2 separate regions of the Mus musculus genome follow, and region 2 is linked to region 1. A link is a loop called in an ENCODE intact Hi-C map of the cell type or tissue named here. Cell type or tissue: gastrocnemius. All regions are shown on one strand.

The links. Peaks named below come from ENCODE experiments on the same cell type or tissue, not always from the same donor. Only the 100,000 strongest peaks of a DNase experiment are listed, where the experiment ranks them.
Region 2: it touches region 1 in a loop (5-fold over the local background); 17 of 42 quality-filtered maps call a loop at or near these places.

The regions. Positions count from the first base shown.
Region 1 is chr10:87,647,289-87,652,288 of GRCm38, forward strand. No RefSeq gene overlaps it. Among named protein-coding and RNA genes, the nearest start is that of Pah, 130 kb to the left of the region's middle. In gastrocnemius, a CTCF peak has its summit at 1,986 (motif pointing right); a DNase peak (open chromatin) is centred at 1,958.
Region 2 is chr10:88,302,618-88,307,617 of GRCm38, forward strand. It overlaps a transcript of Washc3 not described here. Among named protein-coding and RNA genes, the nearest start is that of Gm51779, 32 kb to the right of the region's middle. In gastrocnemius, CTCF peaks have their summits at 1,915 and 3,846 (motif pointing left); a DNase peak (open chromatin) is centred at 1,889; H3K27ac peaks cover 1,224 bases.

The sequences.
Region 1 (5,000 bases):
ATTTATGACTGTATTCTCTCTCTTTAGCATAGAGTCTGTCATATAAAGAGGATTCCATAAGTCAAGTATTAGTGGAGTGAAAGAAGAAATCCACGCAACAGTGAAACTTGCCCAAAACATAGTTTGAATGGCACCATCTCACAACTAGAGAAGTACAAGTAGAGTATGCTGGGCATTGTGGGTAATCATTCACTGGGTAATGAAATACTAATTCACTAAGTAAACTGCTTGAAGGTGCAAACTTATGTTTCTATTCAGTCTTAGAGCAACAGATAGGAGAGTAAAAGAAAGCACGAGTAATAAATAATACTTAGGGTTGTAAGAACACCAGTAAATCCCATCCATATACATGTTACCATGAGGCAGGCTGTGCAGGCACTACTTGTCATCATGGAGAGACCATGACTGGGCATGATCGGTAAGGCAGCATGCATATCACTTCCTCTGTCCTCATCTTCAGAGATCTTCCTTAGAAGAACTGATTAATTGTAACTCTGTCTTGTTTTCACATTCTTGTCTAGCTCTAGAAACTGCCAGTCCATCCAAGGTATGGTCTTTGCCTCTTTTCATTCCTGTGTTCTTTAGAACTGACTTGTGCATAGGCAGGAGGCTATGTGTTTTTGTTTGTTTGTTTGTTTGTTTTTATAAATAGACAGAAGGGCAATTTTTATCAACAGTCAGAAAGGAAATGTTCCAAAGTTTATGAGCAAATTTGAAGAGATGGGCTCATGGAATAAGTCTTAGATAGAGTTGAACTGTGGTAGAGAAAGAAGGGGAGAACAGAGTGCAAGGGACACACGGACCCGAGAGAAGACTGTCCACCCTGCTGGAGGCGTCACATGGCTTCCTGGTGCTTTGCAGGATCCTCCAGGCCTCGGCACCACTGACAAGAAGTTTGGATTCAGTCATCATCCAGTCATTTCATTCTAAGTTTTAGCTCTACTACAGAACATGATCTCCAGTGAACAAAGCAGAAAAATCAGAGCCTATGTGTCAAGGCGTCTATCATATAGGGTCCTCGGGTAAGTGCTTTCTTCTGTTTCTGTCAATAGCAATTGCCCAGCAAGTAACATGGCATCTTTGGAGGACAGGAGAGTTCAGTGGTCAGCAGTGTCCAGGTAATAAGTTCTACACAGCTTTCCATATCTCTATGGAAGCTTTAGTAACTCTGTTACTGTGGTGGGACCAGGAGGTGGCTAGTATCACGTTGTAGAGTGTCCTTCTAGCCCATTCTCCTGTGTGGATGAAGGTATTGCAGGGTACACTTCACAGACTGCTCTGCTATATCAGAAGCATCATCTTAGGTCTTCATGTTTAAGAACCTTTCTAGTTCAGAGGGCCCATAAGACTCTTATTTTCTATATTAGATATTTTCTTTATTTACATTTTCAATGTTATCTCTTTTTCTAGTTTCCTCTCCTAAAATCCCCTATCCACTCCCCCTCCCCCTGCTCCCCAACCCACCCATTCCAGATTTCTGGCCCTGGCATTCCCTTATATATCTTGCAAGAACAAGAGCCTCTCCTCCCATTGATGACTAGGCCATCCTCTGCTACATATGCAACTAGAGACATGAGTCCCACCATGTGTTTTCTTTGATTGGTGGTTTAGTCCCAGGGAGCTCTGGGGGTACTGGTTAGTTCATATTGTTGTTCCTCCTATAGGGCTGCAAACACCTTCAGCTCCTTGGGTACTTTCTCTAGTTCCTTCAATGTGAACCCTGTGCTCTGTCCAATGGATGACCGTGAGCATCTACTTCTGTATTTGCCAGGCACTGGCAGAGCCTCTCAGGAGAGAGCTATATCAGGCTCCTGTCAGCAAATCTTGTTGGCATCTGCAATAGTGTCTGAGTTTGGTGGTTTTTTATGGGGTGGATCCCCAGGTGGGGCAGTCTTAGAGACGTTTCTCTCTTGTCTTAATCATCTCTTCTTCCAGCTGCCTTTATCATAAATGCTCCTTGAGGTCCAGGCCTTCTTGTTTTGCACACTAGAGGGTAGTGTTGAGCCTCTTTAGAAATTCCTGCACTTGGGACAGAGGGGGGAAAAATCTGATGGATTACCCTTTCTTTTTTTGTAAATCAAAGAGGGCTAAGGGCCCAACAGCTGCTTCTCTTATATAAAAACCACCCTGATGGGCAGGATTTTGCACATAATCCCTGAATCCAGAAGTTCTTGAAAGCCATAGTTCATCTTCTCTTCTAAAATGTCTCTACTTCCATACCTAAAGGACTAAGCCCTCAAGTTGCATTTCTACAGGCTTGTGACTGGAAGCAACCCGGGGAGGGGAGGAAAGAGAGAGAGAGAGAGACAGAGAGAGACAGAGAGAGACTGAGAGAGACAGAGAGACAGAGAGAGACAGAGAGAGACAGAGAGAGACAGAGAGACAGAGAGAGAGACAGAGACAGAGAGACAGAGAGACAGAGAGACAGAGACAGAGACAGACAGACAGACAGACAGACAGAGACAGGCAGGCAGGCAGGCAGACTTTCCTTGTTTTGCTCTACATGAAGTATAACGGTGGGTGAAATAGAGTGGAAACTGATAAACTCCGTTGTATACAAGCTTCTGCATGAACACAAGTGTTTCTTTAACTATACCCAACTCTAGCCATTCTGCCTCTATCTCCGGTTCAAGAGTCTGTGCAAACTCCCTTTGGATAACCTTACATGTAGGCTCACCTACAACAGTCCTAGTTTATGTCTTTTCCTGTGGCATTCATTAATAGTCTTTTCATACACTTCCGTACAAGTCCCAGCTTGATCTATCAATTACATGACAACCAAGCTCTGAGTCAAATACGTTGGATCTGGACTCCAGCTATACTGTTCACAAGCTGTGTGACCTTGGGCAAGTCATTCATTCTCTCTGGGTTTCAGTTTTGTTCTAATGTTGGTATGATCGTAAGAATGAAATTAGTCCAGTCCTACTTAAAGAATGGCTGGCACATATTTAACCCCTCAAAAGGAGCAGCAGTTGAAATGGACTCCCAGGAAGATTCACAGTGACTGGTGTGGGCAACATTGGTGTGAGAAACCATGAGAGCCGAGGGTCAATTCTATGGAGAAAGAAATCAAAAGTGGCCATTCCTCCTTGAGTGTTTACAGCAGTAAACCTAGTGTCATTGTCACCAGCAGTTTGTAAGAAATGCAGATTCCCTGGCCCAGTCCCAGGTGCTGGGAATCAGAATCTTGAGTACAGTACCCAATAAGTTCTCTATTACTCAGGTCTTCTGGGAAACTTAACATACACTACAAACATTGAGAACCACGGAATGGATGCTTGGCAGCAAACAGGCTACACTGACTGGAGACAGGTATTGTCAAATCTTTTGTCTTCTAAGAAGAGAAAGACCTGTGGAGAAGTCCTAACCAGCAACAGGAGAACCTAATTAACAGTGCAAGTTCATGGCCACCATATTCTAGAGGCCCTGAGTTAAGCGTGGCTTTCCTTGGTGAAAGCTTACCCTAGAAGTGATGAGTGCTGGCTCGAGTCCAGATGTGCTTCACACCTGGATTTTGCTTGCTATTAAAAAAAAGACATTAAACAAAAATGACTATATGTGTATGTTCTGATTGTCTTGTTTCCCTTAAACATTCAGAAAGACTTGTCATCTCTGTGTGACTCTGCCACTGAGCCACAGGTGACTGAACACAAGCAAATCTGCTTGCCAACTGAGAGTGTACACAGCTTTGTATTGTCCCCATGAAGCTAGCCACATGGCTATTCCCATGTGACCTATCCTTTCCCTTTCCAACTGGTGACCCGAGTGCTTTCTCCTGCCATCAGAAGAAAGAAGGCCAGGGAGTTTGGATGGTTGGTTCTAGGCACGTGGCCCCAGCTCTCAGCATTCTTCTGTATGTGGAGAGAGGGCAGTTCCTGGATCTTATGAGCCAGGTCTCGGAGGACAAAGCCTTTTTGCAGAGCCTGTAGGCTGGCTTTCCTGGAATTCACATGCTCTCCTAGGATCTGAAGCCACCTAAGACATGGCTTAAAAAGCCAGCATTGTCAATTTGTCTCCCTTGTGCATTCACTGACCTGTGGCTTGCGTATTGGCCTCATGAATCCAATGTGTGTAAACCCATTTCTTTTTTCCTCGCCTTTCCCACTTCCTCCTGATGCTCAAGTAGGTGGCTTCTTTAAGGCCATGGTCATCCGTCTTGCACGAGATATAGAAAGTGACCATTCATGGGACGTGCAGCCTCAAGGTCTAGAAGTGGCTCCATTGAGTCGTCTCTTCAGAGTCTATACTATGTTTTAGGGACAAGGCATATGACCGAAAAGCGACCCTAAGCAAGAGATATGTGGTTTGTGTATTAACTGGAATTACATAAAGCAGTTATCCAAAACTAACACAATCCATAAAGTGTTTAGGGTGATGTAAAGAAGGAGGGATACAAAGTGGAAACCTCTGGGGTAGTTCACATAGAAGGGCATGGGATACATGTCAGGTGTGTCCACATCATCTGGAGTAGGGAGGGGGGAATGAAGGATGATATAAAGACTTATGGACTTAGAAAAAAAATAGAGGTGAGATTTCATGGTGACAAAAAGCAGTAAGTTATGACAAATGATGTGAAAGACCAAAAGTGCCAGTCCCATGTTTTTGGTGGCACAGTAATGCATCAATATAATTAGGCTTCATAATTAGGTTTCAAAGGACACCAAGATCATTCCTTTTGTGTAAACACCATTCATCCAAAAGGACGGGAAAGCCCTGGCCTGGAGTCCCTCTAATCTTATACTTAATTGACATTCCATCCCCTCTCCCAATTTTGTGCTTCTTTTTCTTCCTTCTCTTTATCTCATTGTCTGTGTATTCTTTCCTTGCTCTATCCCAAACCCATTTCAATATGCTGCTCACAAACTATACAAATAGCTACAGATCAAAAGACATCCAGGATAAAAACCTCCATCGCTGTGCAAAGAGAATTCAGGGGATAAAACCAAATGCCTGAGAAAAAAAAGTTTTTAAAGTAATAAGTCCTTGTCAGATTCCAATCA
Region 2 (5,000 bases), 660 kb after region 1:
TTTCCGTGTCCCCTGAGGGCAGTGCCTCTGAAGGGACTGCAGTTAGATCCTAGGGAGAACTTGACATTCACAAGTGACTTTGAGAACTTTGCTATTAGTGAAGGCTCTGAAGAAAGACGAGGGCATCGCGCACAAGTGTGTGCTGTGTTACCTGCGGTTGGAACCAGAAAGTGAAAATAGGACCCCTTGATATAATAATAGTTCCCAGCAATGACTCCATCATTTGACAACCTAGTCCAAATCTGAGCTTACGGGTTCAGTAACTGGGGCCAAGTTTCTACTCCACTGTGGTTCTCGGTTTCCTCACCCAGAGCGGAGCGACTGAGGTTGAAGTAAAATATACCCCACTTTATGGAAGGTGTTCGGCGGATACTCATTTCATCTTTTTCTTATGAAGCTTTTCCTAGTCTGTGACTCTATGATTCAGCACTTCCTGGAATTCTAAGGCACCAGTAACTTTCCAAGAGTGTAAACTGTCTCCTCTGTCACGTCCAAGTTCTTCCCAGCATCCCTGCGAGAGGAGCGGGGTAGTGACTGGTCAGAGATCCTCAACTGAGCTCGGTGTTCCGCGTCGGCTTCCTCTTCTGCTCCCATTCGGACAAAGATGAAATTGTCCAAACAAGTTGTTTCACAGGGTAGTGGAGCCCTGGTGGGTGTGATGTGATGCTTCACACCCCTCGCTGCTGGTGAAGATTAACATCTGGAATCTCTGGAACACCCAGGACTAGGTCGATTGTAGTACTGGGAGGTTGCACCCTGTTTAAGAACAGGAGTCAGAACCTCGAGCACTGGAAGGGCTGGTACTGAGCAGCCTCACTTGAGAGCCTTGGTCACTTTCTATATACAAAGAAATGATGCTGTTAACTGAATGTTGAAAATCCTCTAAACTCAAAAGTTCTCTGAACCAGCCATGTACAGACTATCTCTGTGGGAACATAGCCTCTGCCTCTGCCTGTGGGCTACCGTCCAATTCCCATTTATACTTTCTTCTGAGGGCAAGCTTTTAAAAGGCTTTTGTGAAGGAGTCTTCCTAAATGGAACCCTTACATTCAGGGAGTATTGGTTGGGAAGACAGGACATACACAGAAAGAAACCAATAGCCTGCTAAGTATTTCCGAAGGACTTGAATGTTAACTCAGTGGTAGAGACTTTGCCTGTATACACAAGACCCTGAGTTAAGTCCCTAGCACCCAAAAGGGGGAAAGTCACTCCATGAGTTAATTGTGTTTAAGTTGGGCTGCCTTCATTAATATGTGCCACATGACAAAGATGATAAAAAGATATGTATGTCCATTTTGCACCAAAGCCCCTTATAGCCTGCCAGATCATTAAAAGCAGCAAAGTTATAGAACATTAAGGGTTTTTTTTAATTTAAACAAATGTATATTCTAAAGACATCTGTCTCTCCCCTGTATGGATAGCAATATGTAGCCCAGGCTAGACTTGAATTCCCCATCTTCCTGCCTTAGCCTTCTGACTGCCAGGTTTAGAGTCGTGCATACCACACCCTGCGCCCTCCTTTTTAATTTATAATAAAAGAATTTATAAAGAAAAAAATAAGGCCTTCCATGGTCAACCACAGCTGGCTCAAAGTGAGCACAAGCCACTGATATGTAGATGAAAAGTCTTGCTTTATGGGATTCCACCCCCCACCTGATCTCTGAGGATAAGGGCAAAAGATTTCTTTTCTGAATTCTGTCCCTTTCTTCCACCACCACCACCACCACCACCACCCATCCAGAAGAAACAGAAATCCAAAAGGGATAGGAGCAAGTTCTCAGTAGCTTTCCATTCAGTTGAGAAAGGATCTGCTCAAGTGCCCCTGGTTGCCACAGCTCCAGCCTGGCCCTTCCTTGCCAAGTCTGGAGTGTGGCAGTCATTATGACAGTCCACTAGCGCCCCCTGTGGTCCATTTCAGGAAACTAGCCATGACCTGTAAATTTGCCGAACCTTTAAACCTTTCTAACAAATCTCAGGATTTCATAATCATAGTTGCAGCTTTGATCCCTGAGGAACAACTGGAAGCCACGTCCCGTGGTTATCTCCTGAGCATACAGGATACTGGAAAGTGCCTCTTCAAAAGCACCCAGCCACATAAAAAAGACAAAGTGTGGAATTAGTTATGAGCATTATTATGTAAGGCAAAGGGGTTGGGAAATGCTGGGTTAAGTAGGATTCAATAAATATTAAATATGAAGGTTCTTTTCTGCTCTTCTTCAGAGCGTCTGACGTGTAGTTTATATCTCTCAAGGGGAAATGATATTTCTCCCATTGCCAGAAGGAAGTGTAAAGAAATTGTCACTCCGGTTTGTAAATGAAGTCCCAGGAAGGTGACAGAGTTCCCTTGGAGGTGGGGGTCATCACTAACACACACACACACACACACACACACACACACACACAGAGGGGGTGAGGAAAAAAGAGGGAGAAGGAGAGGAAGGAGAGGAGGGAGAGAGGGAGAAGAGTGTTCATGCTGCTATAGAACATGGTTGTTTGTAGAACAGAAAATGGCGTTACTTTCAACCAGCTGTGTTGGGGAATCAAGTAGACCCTTTTCATGTTCAGTTTGGTCCACCTCTTCAGGGAGAATTGTTCCCAGTTCTCTGTTCTGAAAACCAAAAAACCTCTTTTGTTGTATGCAATTCTCTGTTCAATAAATACTTATTAAACATCAACTGGATACACAAGCAAAATAACACATGGTCCAAGAAGAGCAAAGATTGGATGGATGAGATCTCTGCTCTGTGCTGGCTGTGTTCGTGGACAAGCTGTTTATCCCCCTTAAGAGGCCAATGGGACTGATGATAGCAGCTCCTTTGATAAAATATGTTGAGGATTTAATCCCACAGTGCTCAAACTGTGGGTCTCAACCCTCTCTTTTTTTATTAGATATTTTCTTCATTTACATTTCAAATGCTATCCTGAAAGTCCCCTGTACCCTCCCCCAGCCCTGTTACCCTACCCACCCACTATTGCTTCCTGGTCCTGGCGTTCCCCTGTACTGGGGCATATGATCTTCGAAAGACCAAGGGCCTCTCCTCCCATTGATGGCCGACTAGGCCATCCTCTGCTACATATGCAACTAGAGACACAGTTCTGGTGGGTACTGGTTACTTCATATTGTTGACCCAAAGATTTATTTATTGTATATGTATGAGTACACTGTAGTTGTCTTCAGACATATCAAATCCCATTACACAGGGTTGTGAGCCACCATGTGGTTGTTGGGAATTGAACTCAGGACCTCTGGGAGAGTAGTTGGGGCTCTTAACCACTGACCCATCTCTCCAGTCCTCAACCCTTTCATCTCAGCTATCCTGCATATCACATATTTGCATTATGCTTCGTAACAGTAGCAAAATTACAGTTACAAAGTAGCAATGAGGATAATTTTATGGTTGAGGGTCACCACAGCATGAGGAACTGTATTAAAGGATCACAGCATTGGGAAGGTGAGAGCCCCTACTTTAATAAGGTAATACCCACAGAATGGCTAGCACAAGGCTAGCATATAAAGGAAACTCAGTAACTATTTATTTACTTCAGTTATTGTTGTTGTTGTTGTTGTTGAGATAATTCAGGCATGGCGCCTGCCCTCAAGGACTTGATAGTCCCTTGAGAGACAGATGACAAGGACATTTGACATAGCAATATGAAGGAATGGGTCAGAGAGAGCAATGCCACTTGCCCACACCAGCCTGCTCTTAGTGACTAGCTCAAGTGCCATTTAAATTTCATTCTTGTGGCTGCAGAGATGGCTCAGTGATTAGGAGCACTGGCTGCTCAATTCCCAGCAACCACATGGTGGCTCACAACCACCTGTAATAGGATCTGATGCCCTCTACTGGCACATACATGTACATGCAGATAGAGTGCTTATATACATAAAATAAATTAATCGAATAAATATTAAAAAGTAAACTGCATTCTTTTCTCAATTTTTATCGGCATATACTAGTAGCACATAATGGGTTTCATCGTACATCTCATAGTGCACATGACATAATCCACTCATATTCTTCTCCCATCACCTTCCTTCACCCCACTTCTGTTCCACTTATACCCTTTTCATCTTCTCCATTATCTTTCACTTTCTTTCTGCTTTCTCTTCCTTCTTCCTTCATGCATTGGCTAGTTTTATGTCAAGTTGATATAAGCTGGAGTCGTCTAAGAGGAGGGAACCTCAACCGAACATTTACCTCTATAATACTGGACTCTAGGCAAGGCTGTAGAGCATGTTCTTAATTAGAGATTATGGGGGAGGGCCCTGCCCATAGTGGGAGGAGCCATCCTTGGGCTGGTGGTCCTGGGTCTATAAGAAAGCAGGCTGAGCAAGCCATGGGAAGCAAGCCAGTAAGCAGCACTCTCCATGGCCTCTGCATCAGCTCCTGCCTCCAGGTTGCTGCACTGCTGGAGTTCCTGTCCTGACTTCCTCCAAGGATGAACAAATGATGCGAAGTGTAAGGCAACTAAACCCTTTCCTTCCCAACTTGCTTTTCAGCCATAGTGTTTCACTGCAGCAGCAATAAATACCTTAGTAAAACACTTTCTTTCCATCTTTCCCTCCTTTCTTTCTTTTATCCGACAAGGTCCCCTGTGTAGCCCATGCTGGCCTTGAACTCTTGAACTTCCTGCTTCAGCCTCTCAGATGCTACACACACCATGGTGCGTAGCATGGTTTAAATCCTTATACCTATAATTCCAGCACTTGGGAGGCCAACACAAAATGGTCACCAATTCAAGGCCACCCTAAATTGCAAATCAAGGCCTTGCCTAAAAACAAACAAACAAACGCATGCAGTGGTGCGTTCTTCAATCCCTGCATTCAAGACACAGAAGCCACCAGATCTCTGCCAGTTCCAGACTAGCAAGCCACAGCTACTTAGAGACACCCTGTACCAAAAACAAAGCAAAACACCCCATCCCCAACCCTCAGGGATGCAGCTCGGTGGTAGAGAATTTATGTGGAATACATACAGCTTTAGGTTCAATCCCCAGCA